Linked DNA regions of Homo sapiens: region 1 is linked to region 2. The links are chromatin contacts, found by Hi-C or POLR2A ChIA-PET in ENCODE. All regions are on one chromosome and are shown on one strand. The core of a region is the stretch at or near the end of the contact, and the rest is flanking DNA. Distances in the headings are between cores, read along the strand shown.

Region 1 (6,748 bases), core at 568-3,067, 35 kb before region 2:
GGGTTTGAATCCTAGCATCATCACATCCTTACCTACGTTCCTGTTTCCTCCTCTGTAAAATGGATCAAATAATAGTACCTCCCTCATAGGGTTTCTGTGAAGCTTAAATTAGCTGATATACTTAAAGCATTAAAATGGTGCCTAGGATTTAGAAAGTGCTCAATAAATACTAGCAGCCATCATCATCTTCTCAATGAGAACATCGAGGTCAGTCCAACTGAGGGGAAGTGCACCATGACCCCAGGAGGAAACGCTCACAAAACTATCACTCAGAGAATGCTATTTTTAAAATATGTACAATGCATTGTTTATTCTCAACCTTGCAGTCTCTTCAGGAGACTAAAAATATCAAATATTTTGAGAAATATAGAATATTTGATGCCAAAAGTTTTCTTCTTCTTCCTGCTCAACTGCACATTTATAACTTTCAGCTAAATATTCCAAGTAACCAAACAGATCTGAGGAAAAAAGCAATTACCAATCTACTTCTTCATCAACCAAAGTCTATATACAGATAAAGCTAACTGATTCACCATACTAATAAAAACATGCTTACACAGTCACAAAAAATCCTAAATGCAGAAATATAAGTCCTGATGAAATGCAACAGATGAAAAAAATTACTTATAAACTTAAATATAATTTTTTAAAATTTTGATGTTTAATCAAAATACATTTTCCACTTTCCACAAATGCCAATGTATATTATCTTTCAACTGGCAATGTAACTCCTTGAATCTGTAAATTAAATATCTTTAATTCTGTATCACCAATTCTCCCCCTTTGATGTTTACATATGTGACTTCTTTTCTTACCAGTTGTGATAGTTTTGTGTCAACTTGACAGAATCACAGGGTACACAAGTATTTGGTCAAACATCATTTCTGGATGTGTCTATGAGGGTGTTTCCAGAAGAGACTAAACTGAGTAAAGCAGACTGTCCTCCCAATGTGGGTGGGCCCAAACAGAACAAAAAGAGAGGGAAGATTTTCTCTCGGCCTAACTGCTTGGGCTGGAACATTGGTCTTCTCCTGTCCTTTGCCTGGGATTTACACCAACAGTGGTCCTAGTTCTCAGGCCTTTATATTCAGGCTGGACCTATTCCACCTGTTTTCCTGGGTCTCCAGAGTGCAAATGGCAGATTGTGGGACCTCTCAGCCTCCAAATTACAAAAGCCCATTCCCATAATGGCCAATTCCCATAATCTAGCCAATTCTAGATATAGATAGATAAACAGATGTAGGTGTAGACATGGATCTACTGGTTCTGTTTCTCTGGAGAACCCTAATATACTAATTAAAGCTGCTCAGGCCAAGCCCTTTTTCAAATTCCCATTAGAAAAACCCAGTATCCCTTTCCTAGTACTCACTCTCCAGAATCTCCCCACCTAGGATAATACACCACACTCTTCCTCTTCCCTGACACTTTGGGAAATTAGTTTCTGGGATACCGTATTCTCCTGCTTCTCTTAATACCTCTGTGGAAAATCCTTCTTATGCTTTTTTCCCAGAAAATTTTTACTGCTTTTACTGTGCAAAGAACGTGTATTTCATTATCATATTTAATCCCCAAAATTATTTTATGGGTAATTTTGTTGGAAATAGATGAGGAAAGTGAGATTTAGAATGGTGAAATAACCTACCCAGCATTATTCAGTGAGTGGTCAGGTTTATTTTTGACTTCAGGTGTGTCTGAGTCACAGTCAAGATTTTAGCCATTATGCCTCACTTCCTTTCTCCCTGCAAGCTGCCTGCAGTGTCTCAATCCTGGGACTTCCCACAAGAATATGGCTGCATGGCTGCACGTGGTCATTTGCTCACTCCCACCTCCTTCCTCATAACCTGCCGTCTAAGGTGCTCATTTATACACCTAAAACTAAATTCTTCCAATCAGAACTTTCTTAACTTCTTCACTACATTTTCTCAAACCAATTATTTGGAAATCATCTTCATTTCTTCCCTATCCTTTTTCTTTCATTCCAATTTTCTCACCAAAGTCATGCTTTTTTTTCCTAAGTACTGTTTCATTACTCTGCAGTTTTTCAACAGATTCCTGAGACTATTCCAGAATTCAACATCAACCTCCAGGGTAACTTTCCTCCTTTTGACCTTTTTCCTGAACCCAATAAATATCACATATACTTGTGGGTTAGTTTCTCTGTTCCTCTAGCCCTTTGTCTGCAAACTCCTATGGGTGAGTCATGACACTGATTACAGATTTTCAGGGGAAGCGCCCCACAAAAAAAGTACTACTAACCTCACTTATGCAATCTAATCTGGTTCACTCATTTATGAATTTAGCTAAACCGTTCTTGACATTATGTGTATTTTTGGTATGTCCTTATATCATATCTTCTAGGATAAGATACTATAAGTTTACTCTCTAATAGTAATAATGCCTCTAAGAAGCACTAATACAATGTTCAAGGATCTACTATGTTAAATGGGAAAGGGTTATATTAGCAGACCTGAATTGCTCAAACCATACACATTCCCAAGAGAAGTCTTCAGGACTGGCCCTTTACCAGCTCATGAGAGACGAGCCCTTGGAATATTCTGCCTGATAAAGAGGTTTTTATACACTCGAGGCCTTGGGTTACATGGCAGTAACACTTTAGTTAACTAGATGACTCATGATAAACTCCTATCTTTGCTCTGGAGAGGCTGGAGTCTGAGTAGCTGAAGTCAGTCACATCTAACTACAATAAAAGCCCAGGACACCAAGGCTCAGGTGAGCTTCCCTGGCTAGCAACGCTTTGCATGTATTGGCACACATTGTTGTTTTGAGTACAACTTCAGTAGGAGTGGACACCTAGAAGCTTATGCCTGTTTTCTCCTGGGCTTTGCCCCATGTGCCTTTGCCCTTTGCTAAGTTTAATCTGTATCCTTTGGCTGTGTTAAATAAAGCATAACCAGATGATAACAAATGTTGTAAGTCCTTCTAGTGAATTGCCAAGGCTGATGGTGGTCTTGGGGACTGCTTCCCCATCCATATGCCCTTTATCTTCTTTTTAGTTAAATCATCTAAGTTCCTGTTAGAATTATGAGTAGCTTGCCATAATACTTTGTCCCATTATAAAAGAAAATGTGATACTTTCACCACATCTTTCTCTTTAGTCAACTTTTGCTATTTTTCTCTGACTTACACCCAGAAAAATGACTAAGAATGTTGCTGTTGAAGCAAAGGACAAAGCAGAATACACTGGACTGACACATTTTTTAAAAGGCTTTGGGAATATTCCAAAAATGAAACATACAGATGGTAAGCAAAGGGCTAAAAGGAAGTTCATTGGAAAGTAATTTATGGGCATTAAACCTGTAACTGCAGTACATCTGATTGAAATAAAAATTGTATATATTGGATGAGTATATATGGAGTGGTGCTTTTATTACTACACATGAAGTTCTTTTACATTCTTTACTTATATACAAGCATTCCTCATTTTTCCAGACTTCAAGTACTCATCAGTGATAAAATTTACTTTTTTTTTTTTTTTGCTGTCTTTAACATTTCCAAACATTTTTATATGTACTTATTTTGATTCTCACTTTTATCACACAGATGAAAACCTTTGAGTTCTTTGGCATTAAAATCCCAGCATACTTTTCAAATGTCCTCCTGTGAATCATAATCAACTCAGAATACCACAGACTTGGTTTGTAAAACAATGATACATAGATGTAGTTAACCCAAAGACGTAGGCACTGCCTTCTTAGACTTCCCCAACTCAGTTACTGGCAACTAATCCTGCCAGTAATTGGACTCAACCCCACCCCCTCCTTTTCTCCCTTCCCTATTTCACTCTCCATATCCAAACTATCAGCATATTCTGTTGGCTCTACTCCAAATCCGTCCAGAATCCAGCCACTTTTACCACCACCATACAGCCATACCATGTCTTGCCTGCGACAGCCTCCAAATTTGTCTACCTGCCTTCACTCTTACCTCCCTAAGATCATTCTCCACATAGAAGCCAGAGTGATCCTGTTCAATCCTAATTCAGAGTATGTCACCACTCTATTTAAAACACTCTAATGGCTTCCCACCTCATTCAGATAAGCATCAAACTCCTAAGCATTGCTCTCAAGGGGCTAAGCAGCCTGGCCATACTGCCTCTCTGCCTTCATGTCCGACTGTCCAGTCTCTCTCTGCTCCAGCCATGTTGGCCTCTATTATTCCTGTATACATGAGGTGAGCTCCCTCCTCAGCGCCTGCACATTTGTTCCCTCTGCCCCAAATGCCTACCCTAGGATATCCATGTGGCTTGCTCCCTCATCCCCTTTAAATTTTTGCTCAAATGTCACTCTCTCAGTGAGGTCTGCAATGACTACCTTATTTAAATGACATCATTACCAAGTCCAACCATTACCATTCTCTAATTCCCTCCTGGGTTTTATTTCTCTTCATGGCACTTATGACCTTCTAATCTACTATATAATTTACTTATTTATTTTGTGTGCTTGGCTCTCCCATCTAGAATGTAAGCTTCAGGAGGGCACTTTGCTTTCTGCTATATCTCCAGCACATAAAAGTGTACCTAGCACTTAGTAAACACTTAAAAAATATATATTAGTTGGATAAATTTAACTGCGTCAAGAGGTAAACTTTTAAATCCTCAGAGATAACTAAACATATAGTTATACAGCTACATAAATATAATTACATTAAAAGAAACAATAAAAATTTGTGTAGGAAGACAAATCATATGGAGATAAAATGTACTACAATGTTTGAACTCTAAAGGTTACTCTGAGTGATTATCACAGAGTTTACTGAGAGCCGTGATCACGGCCAGTGCCTTCCCAGCCTCCCCCAAGGCACAAAGCTCCCACTAAGTCCACCTCAGGCTGCTAGGTCTAGGTGACTTGCTTTACCCCCAACTTTCGCCATCCCATTATTAGCATGCCTAACTAACATGCCTCTAATCGCAGACCACTGCCTGAATGTCTCTCATTATTTCCTGACATTCCAAGGATAGATTTCATGAGTCCTCTATGGGTCTTTTTCTAAATGCCATCTCAAAATTTTCGGCCCATCTTGCATGGGATTAGGCACCTCACACTCTCCCTAGTCTATCCATGTCCAGACCAGCCAAGCCTTCCTTTCTGCTGAATGACTGTTTCTGTGCTGACTTTTATTTAGGTTGCTCTGTTTTGAAATTTAAAGTGATTCCCTCATGTCCCCATGTCTAATCACATGCCCAAGGATTGTAATTATTATTTAATGGTTTGGTATAAGGACTTGATTAGTGTTACTATTTGTAAATTTAAACAATCTTTCTGTACTATTAACTTTTATCTAGAGAATTCAAAAGAATACTCTGTAATTATTATTTCTTCTACATCTACACAATTGCTAGTATTTCCTGCTAAAAAAAACTTAATATGGTGTATATTTAAGTCTATGAAATGTTACCAGTCAGGAAATAATTTTTGAGGAAAAGTAAAGCTCTAGTAGACTGCTGGAGACTACATATATTATGTAGAACAAGAGAATAATTTCTGAATTGCTGGCCATGGATACACAGGACAAATAACATGCTGCTGCAGAAATATTCCAACTCAGTTCCACATCTGTAAATTGGGGATAGAAATATCTATCTCCCAGGACTGTAAGGAAGATGAATGATAATATGAGAAAGGTGCCCAGAGCAATGACTGGCATATGAAAGGTGCTTAATAGGTATGATTATTTAAAAAAATTAAAAACTCCGAGGGCCTGAAATATGGCCAGATATTTAATGCCCATGTCTGTGTGCATGCACAAGTTCATGAATGTTTAATGCGGAGTCTATATCCTTATCTAGGTGAGTAAGTTGTCCTTATTTCATTCTGTCTTAGCAAACTGCTCTCATAGTGTTAGCCCCATTCTTGGCATCTCCTAATCTAGGCATATACTTCTCTCTCGCTTGTATACTTCTCCACCCAAACTTTCATACCCACCCTACCCATTTTTACCCCATGTCTATTCACAGCCTGAGTCCCCCTAGCTACTTCTCTTTTGATCAAACCTAATGGAATTCCTGTTTGTCTATGCTGGAAAAAAAACTCCCTTTTGTAGTAAACTTATTTTTCAAACTCTCTTCTTATGTCTAGCCCTAAATGAATGCAGAAACTAGATGATCACCTGTCAGGTGATTCAGAATTTAAATAAGGTGGGGTTGGGGAACACCTAAGATCCTTCCAAATTACAGATTTTATGAAACAACTGAGTCTTTCAATAACAACTTGTCTCCAGTTGTGCTCTCCCATGCAGGCCAAATCTCACATCCTACCAATTCACAAGCAACATGGAGGCAGCCTCTTCAATTCCTGAGACAGCCTAGTTCTCTAAATGACTCTAGGTGTGACTCTCCTGGCACTTTTATCATTTGAAATCACCATTTGTCCATATACTCTTTTAAACCTTCACTGGTAATTTCTATCACTCTGGGGATATTTCTAACTTTCTCAGTGACTTAAGGAAACTTGATCCTATTTGTTCACTTACCTCAATTCCCACCATAAGCCTGGGGGTAGGGCGGGGAAAAATTTCTCTCTTGCCACACAGCTGCATACCTACTCACTTATCATCTCCAACTGACTCCTCAGTAAAATCCTTACCATTGACACTTCAAGAGTTTTTGCCCCTTTCCACAAGCATTCATTTCTTCCTTTGTCACCTATACATTTGGACAGTGACATATCACCCAAATTTAGAGAAGACAGAAACTATGTGGTATAAGCATAATGTCTCATTTATCTTAATA
Region 2 (7,025 bases), core at 269-2,768:
GTCAACATTTACTTAACAAATCTCTAATCCTTGCCTCATATATCAAGGACCTGAACTAATATTATTCTTTTTTTCTTTAAGAGAAAGACTATATTTCAGGAAATACTATATCCAAGTATTGCTGTAGATATAGGTGTACATTTGGAAGCCATCTGAAGTCTAGATTTTTGAAAGTGGTGTCATATCACTCTTTAAAAGTAGATAGGCATTATAATTCAGTATCTGAAGACTGCTTGCCTCTACTCTAAAATATTTTCTAAGAGTCTCAGTATATGACATAGGAGTATGTTTAGATTGATTATAAGATTTTTTTAAATTTAAAATAATTACCAAATTGTTTTACATCAGCCATTAAAGCTCACAAAAACCAAACATCTTTATAGACAATCTCTCATCAAATGAGAACAGTTATAAAATAAGCTAGATATCTGTCTGAATCCCCTTATGTGACAACAGTAAGTGTCCAATGGTTGGAGACAGTCAGATCTATGATCAAGTAACAGCTGTGCAATGTATTTGTTCCATAACCTTAAGCAAATTTACTTAGCCTCCCCAAATCTCAGTTTTCTGGGAATATCAATGCCTCATCTTTTGAGAGTATAAGGATGAGAGATAAAGAATGTAAAGTGTTGGACACAATGCTAGGAAGTGTAAATGCTCAATGGTAGCTAGTATTATTATGATTGAAACAAAGTTTATTTAAAGAACCTTACTGAGAAACCTTTATAAGATTTTTCTGGAAATTAAGAAGGCACTCATGAAGAAAGATATTTATTCCAAGTAACTATCTATCACATAAACAGATTTATTTGGAATACTACAAAGGAAAATATCCCTTAATTTTCCACCCAATATTACCTAACACACACATGCACAATTCCATCATGACTACTCCCCCTTAGCAGTCTTTTCATTTTTCCAGAGCAAAAGTAGGACATAAAGTTCCTTCTCATGAACCAGAAGTTAGAGGTCATCATCAGTTCATTTGGAAAAATATCCATCAGTGTTTATACACACACAGACCCACACACACAAACACACATTTACTCCTATGTATATTTTAACTATAAATTAGTAAAGACCTAGATTTTAATAGTTAGCTAACATAAATGAATGAGGTAGTGGGGAAGCCCAACCACTTATGACCACAAGACTCATATCTCTCTCTTACCCTATTAAGGGACTGTTATAAGTCCCTGATGGACTTGTCTGACAAACACATTCCACAGTCATACAAATCATTCATTCTGGAAGAGAGAAAGAGAGAGAGGAAGGAGGAGGGGGGAAGGAGAAAGAAACGAGGAAAGAAAGGAAGACTTCACGTGTGGGGCATGTACGTGGGGTGGGCTGGAAAGCTAGGTGAGTTTTGGAAAGCCTATTTTTTGCCCACCCAGAGCTTGCCCAGACTTGCCCTAAGGCTGTGTTGCAAAATGGGTAATGATTTCTCTGCCAGGTCTGTTATTGGAATGAGTAAACTCTCAGACCTAACATTTTTTTTTTCTTGGCCATCTTACTCCTTCAACACAAACATCTGAGGCTGTGGTGGTTTTAAAAAGCATCCCAAAGTTCCTGTTTTTTATTTCTCAATTTCTTGATGTTTACTATCCAGTTCAAGAGCTACTGACCTCTGCCTCACCCAGCACTAACCCTGTGGATTTTAAGTCCTTATGCTTGGAGAACCACTGCTCCAAGCACAACTAGCCTCCATTCAGAGTCTAGAAATTAGGATCAATAACCTATGCAAATTCAGCACCATATTGAGAGATTCTTCTGGAGCAGGTATTTTATCATTTGAGGAATCCTTGTGTTTGGAGAACCCTTGTGATCAAGAGAAAAAATGGTTCTGACCAGCCATTTTAGTTGAATTGATTCTTGGATGCAGGAACAGGATAAGTTAAGGTCTGAAAGGACTGGTTGTACCAAGGAGGCCATGAGTAGATAGATAATAGTTGACTAGCTCACACAAATATATGGAGAGTGGTGATTCTAAAAAAGTATAAACACTTAAAATCAAGAAATGTTATAGCTAGACATCTAATTGGTTCCTTTCATTTACATATTTACAGGCAGAATTGAGGTTCAGAGATATTAACTAACTTTTCCAAGGGTTTGAGCAGAGACTGAAATGAGCTTTGTTTACAGGCCAGTGTAACCAAGGAGGTTACACAAATTAATAAAGATTTAATATCGGGATTTAAATTTCCCATAAACTAAAGAGTACCACTGTGGGATAGAAGAACTGCAGTTACTAGAAAGGTGCATGATAAAATGTAAAAGACAACTCTCCAGGTTCTACCAAAGTTGGGATAAATATTCCTTAAGGCCTTTGTCACTATTCATAGTTCACCAGGGAGCTTTCTGATTATAAACTGAAATTCCTAAATTCTCTGAGTTTAGAATTGGAATACTCTGATGACAGAAAAGACTATTTTAATCAGCAAAGACTGCTTATTTGAACTAAGTTGATAAAGTTGAGTTTCTAAAATCACTTACTGAGGACTTTGAATTCATGAAAAACTATCCAAGATGGTCAATATCCCTTATTCTTTTTTTTCCTCTTTGCAGAACATTACTAAACATTTCCTATTATGTAGCTATTTTATAATGAGGTAAAAATAATAGTTATTAATAAATAACAAACATCACTATAATAGAGTGGAATAGAATGTAGTTGTGATATATTCAGCCAATAAAAATATATTATAATCAACTATAAAGATGGTTCCTAGGGATTTAAATGTTCATGTTACAACTTATTAGCATACTTCTTAAATAAAAAAATAAAAGTTTTAAGATGTGAAGAAGTATCAAGTTCATTTTTTACCTTCTACTATACTCAAAACAGACCCTTTGTTTTCTCTCACAGGTACCAGCAAGGGTTACTCTGTTGCTGCCCTGAGATCTTGGTATGAGACAGCCAAACCGAGTCAGATGACTGTTCTGTTAAAATAAGGGTTTCAAGACTGTAGATTCATGAGATGGGGATTCAGTGAAGGAAAACATTCCCATCTCTGTTACAGGAAAGTTATAATGGCGTTGAACTATTTGGAAGAAAAGAGAAAAGAAGACAAAGAAGCAATCTTGCTTAATCACAACAAATGTTCTATTAAACACTATGTAAAAACAAACTATAATAGCAATAATATTAGTCAATTTGGGAGCTTTTTAACAAATGAACATTCTTTTTTAAGACTGTAAGTTCTATGTAAAATAATATAATGCAGAACAGAGACTAGAATATTTCATAAAACAGAAGGACTTTCAGGACTTTTTTTTTTTTTCCAAAAGGAAGATATGCCAGGAAAATCTTTATACAATTAAATAGTCTATGTTCGTCATGTCTAAAGGCATGGAAAAGACCCAAAAGCTATTTTTTTTTATTACTTGGAGTCAGAGTATTTGGTACCGTACACGTTTAGTGAATATACTTGCATGGAACATAACTCATCTTTGAGAATATCATCATAGTGGTATGGACTTGCCTGACATTTAGAGAGTCATATACTTTTCTGTCCAAGGAATAGTCTTAAATATCAAAATTACCAAATGAGTACAAAACAATGTCTGCCTGACTGGGTTTTTTGTTCCCTCAAAGAATAGACAATTGTGTCAGTTGGACTTTTTTATGATTAATGGGGTAATGATGGTCCTGTTTAATACCTTTTCCTGAGATAATCTGGGTAGAAGCTCATGACCCTGCAAATTCTAAATTTAATTTTCAGTTTGGGTTACCCAGAATTCACTAGAGTAAGCTTTTGTGATACGAAAAGAAGAGATACAAGTTCTTTTCTCTGAAGAGTTCTCATATAATCATGCTTTTAAAAAAAGAATTTATTGCCACAGAAGTTAGAAGTAGAAGATTTCCACTCTATAGGGAAATAAGTCAGTCCTAGAATAATGTAGGCCCATACCCATTGATCTTCATACTCTTCCTCAACCATACCATCTTGGGCAGTTTTTATTAAGGCATACGAAATGGCCTGATCACTTTTCAGTTTTCTTACTATCCTGTTCTCTTATGAGATAAATCATTTTGACATAGAAAAAAGCAAGATATAAAATTTAAAAATGAAACTGGATTTGAGCTAATTAGCCTCTTAAAATTATAAGTTCAGATTCCTAAACACTATAAAAGGGAGTAGTACATTTAGGTATTTTTTTAAAAAGACTATGCATGTAAACATGAAATAATTAATATGTAAGTGATTCTTTTAAAGGTAGTAAGTGGTGAGCTTTTGGTTATGGCCAAGTGAGGAGACAAATTCTCTCTGTAAAAAGTAACTATAAAGCTGGATAAAATTGACAAAAACAATCATTTTAGCACTCTGAAAATCAACCAAAGGCATACAACCTGAGAAGTGTTTAGGCTTGAAAAACTGCTGAATATAAGAATAATGAGAACCTGTGGCATTCTAGCCTGAAGCTACTCACATATCTGCCCTCCCTTCCTCCTCACTTCAGTAAGGACAGAGGTTTTATAGAAGGAGGCCAGGCCATGAGGACAGGCAGCTTCTCTGTCACGATCCATGAGAGCTCACTCAATCTGGAGTGATGAGAAATGACCACTCCCAGCAGCATATTTGGTAAAAGTGCTGATCTCTGAGGTGGGTAAACAGGGAAAGCCAACTGCTCTACTAGTCTGAGGCTGTAGTCACAGTTGGAGAATACTTCTCTGGCTGTGTATATTTCCTGGAGAAGGCCCGAGCTAGTCACTCAATCCCGGCTACCCCTGAATTTGTTTGCATAAAAGAGATAAGAAAAGGTCCAGTGGTCAGTAAAAGCTGGAGCTTGAGTCAGCTTGAAAGCACCTGAACTCTGAGTGAGCTCCCCTACCACACAGAGATCCTTTGGCAAAAGACAGAAACTTCATTGGCTCAAGTGTTTCAGCACAACCTCTATCCAATCACTAAGCCATACTGGCATGGGAAAACCTTTAGGAATCCAGGTTTAGAGGTGTGTATGTATGTATATGGGTGTGTGTGTGTAGATATATGTATATATGTATACATATCCATTTTATATTAGTGTATATAAATATTGATATATATGTATATGTATGTGTATATATATATTTTGGTTATACTTTATGTTCTAGGGTACATGAGAACAACGTGCAGGTTTGTTACATATGTATACATGTGCCATGTTGGTTTGCTGCACCTGTTAACTCATCATTTACATTAGGTATATCTCCTAATGCTATCCCTCCCCCCTCCACCCACCCCACCCTGGTGTGTGATGTTCCCCACCCTGTGTCCAAGTGTTCTCATTGTTCAATTCCCACCTATGAGTGAGAACATGTGGTGTTTGGTTTTCTGTCCTTGAGATAGTTTGCTCAGAATGATGGTTTCCAGCTTCATCCATGTCCCTACAAAGGACATGAACTCATCCTTTTTTATGGCTGCATAGTATTCCATGGTGTATATGTGCCACATGTTCTTAATCCAGTCTATCATTGATGGACATTTGGGTTGGTTCCAAGTCTTTGCTATCGTGAATAATGCCGCAATAAACATACGTGTGCATGTGTCTTTATAGCAGCATGATTTATAATCCTTTGGGTATATACCCAGTAATGGGATGGCTGGGTCAAATGGTATTTCTAGTTCTAGATCCTTGAGGAATCGCCACACTGTCTTCCACAATGGTTGAACTACTTTACAGTCCCACTAACAGTGTAAAAGTATTCCTATTTCTCCACATCCTCTCCAGCACCTGTTGTTTCCTGACTTTTGGGGTTTTTTTTTTGTTTTTTTTTGTTTTTTTTGAGACGGAGTCTCACTCTGTCGCCCAGGCTAGAGTGCAGTGGCACGATCTCGGCTCACTTCAAGCTCCGTCTCCCAGGTTCACGCCATTCTCTTTCCTCAGCCTCCCGAGTAGCTGGGACTACAGGCGCCAGCCACCATGCCTGGCTAATTTTTTTAATTTTTAGTAGACACGGGGTTTCACCGTGTTAGCCAGGATGGTCTTGATCTCCTGACCTCACAATCCACCCGCTTTGGCCTCCCAAAGTGCTGGGATTACAGGCGTGAGCCACCGTGCCCAGCCTGTTTCTTGACTTTTTAATGATTGCCATTCTAACTGGTGTGAGATGGTATCTCATTGTGGTTTTGATTTGCATTTCTCTGATGGCCAGTGATGATGACCATTTTTTAATGTGTCCGTTGGGTGCAAAAATGTCTTCTTTTGAGAAGTGTCTGTTCACATCCTTCACCCACTTTTTGATGGGGTTGTTTGATTTATTTCTCATAAATTTGTTTAAGTTCTTTGTAGATTCTGGATATTAGCCCTTTGTCACATGGGTAGATTGTAAAAATTTTCTCCCATTGTGTAGGTTGCCTGTTAACTCTGATGGTAGTTTCTTTTGCTGTGCAGAAGCTCTTTAGTTTAATTAGATTCCATTTGTCAATTTTGGCTTTTGTTGCCATTGCTTTTGATGTTTTAGTCATGAAGTCCTTGCACATGCCTATGTCCTGAATGGTATTGCCTAGGTTTTCTTCTAGGGTTTTTATGGTTTTAGGTCTAACATTTAAGTCTTTAATCCATCTTGAATTAATTTTTGTATGCGGTGTAAGGAAGGGATCCAGTTTCAGCTTTCTACATATGGCTAGCCAGTTTTCCCAGAACCACTTAATTAAACAGGGAATCTTTTCTCCATTTCTTGTTTTTGTCAGGTTTGTCAAAGATCAGATGGTTGTAGATGTGTGGTATTATTTCTGAGGGCTCTGTTCTGTTCCATTGGTCTATATCTCTGTTTTGGTACCAGTACCATGCTGTTTTGGTACCAGTACCATGCTGTTTTGGTTACTGTAGCCTTGTAGTATAGTTTGAAGTCAGGTAGCATGATGCCTCCAGCTTTGTTCTTTTTGCTTAGGATTGTCTTGGCAATGCGGGCTCTTTTTTTGGTTCCATATGAACTTTAGAGGAGTTTTCTCCAATTCTGTGAAGAAAGTCATTGGTAGCTTGATGGGGATGGCACTGAATCTATAAATTACCTTGGACAGTATGGCCATTTTCAGGATATT

Evidence for each region. Hi-C counts contacts between places; a loop is a spot of excess contacts on that map. ChIA-PET counts read pairs that join two places held with the same protein, here RNA polymerase II (POLR2A). Pooled maps may share reads with other maps.
Region 1: a loop to region 2 is called in a map with no recorded cell type, with 6 times the contacts of the local background. The contact joins two enhancer-like sites. A Hi-C loop is called at or near these places in 2 of 168 maps with a recorded cell type or tissue (HepG2 and dorsolateral prefrontal cortex), 2 of 37 single-sample maps with no recorded cell type and 4 of 50 pooled maps. POLR2A ChIA-PET finds 5 or more read pairs at or near these places in 6 of 52 experiments (BJ, MCF 10A, OCI-LY7 and 2 more).

What each region holds. Positions count from the first base shown.
Region 1 is chr6:116,382,562-116,389,309 of GRCh38, reverse strand. All of the region lies in intron 1 of DSE (dermatan sulfate epimerase), which reads right to left. Among named protein-coding and RNA genes, the nearest start is that of DSE, 15 kb to the right of the region's middle. RefSeq lists enhancers at 1-26, 57-106 and silencers at 2,629-2,698, 2,590-2,884. Within about 2 kb of position 1,817, at least 13 of the 41 ENCODE cell types and tissues checked have a DNase peak (open chromatin) inside an H3K27ac peak, as active enhancers do.
Region 2 is chr6:116,347,169-116,354,193 of GRCh38, reverse strand. It overlaps a transcript of DSE not described here. Among named protein-coding and RNA genes, the nearest start is that of DSE, 20 kb to the left of the region's middle. RefSeq lists an enhancer at 1,357-1,466. Within about 2 kb of position 1,518, at least 4 of the 41 ENCODE cell types and tissues checked have a DNase peak (open chromatin) inside an H3K27ac peak, as active enhancers do.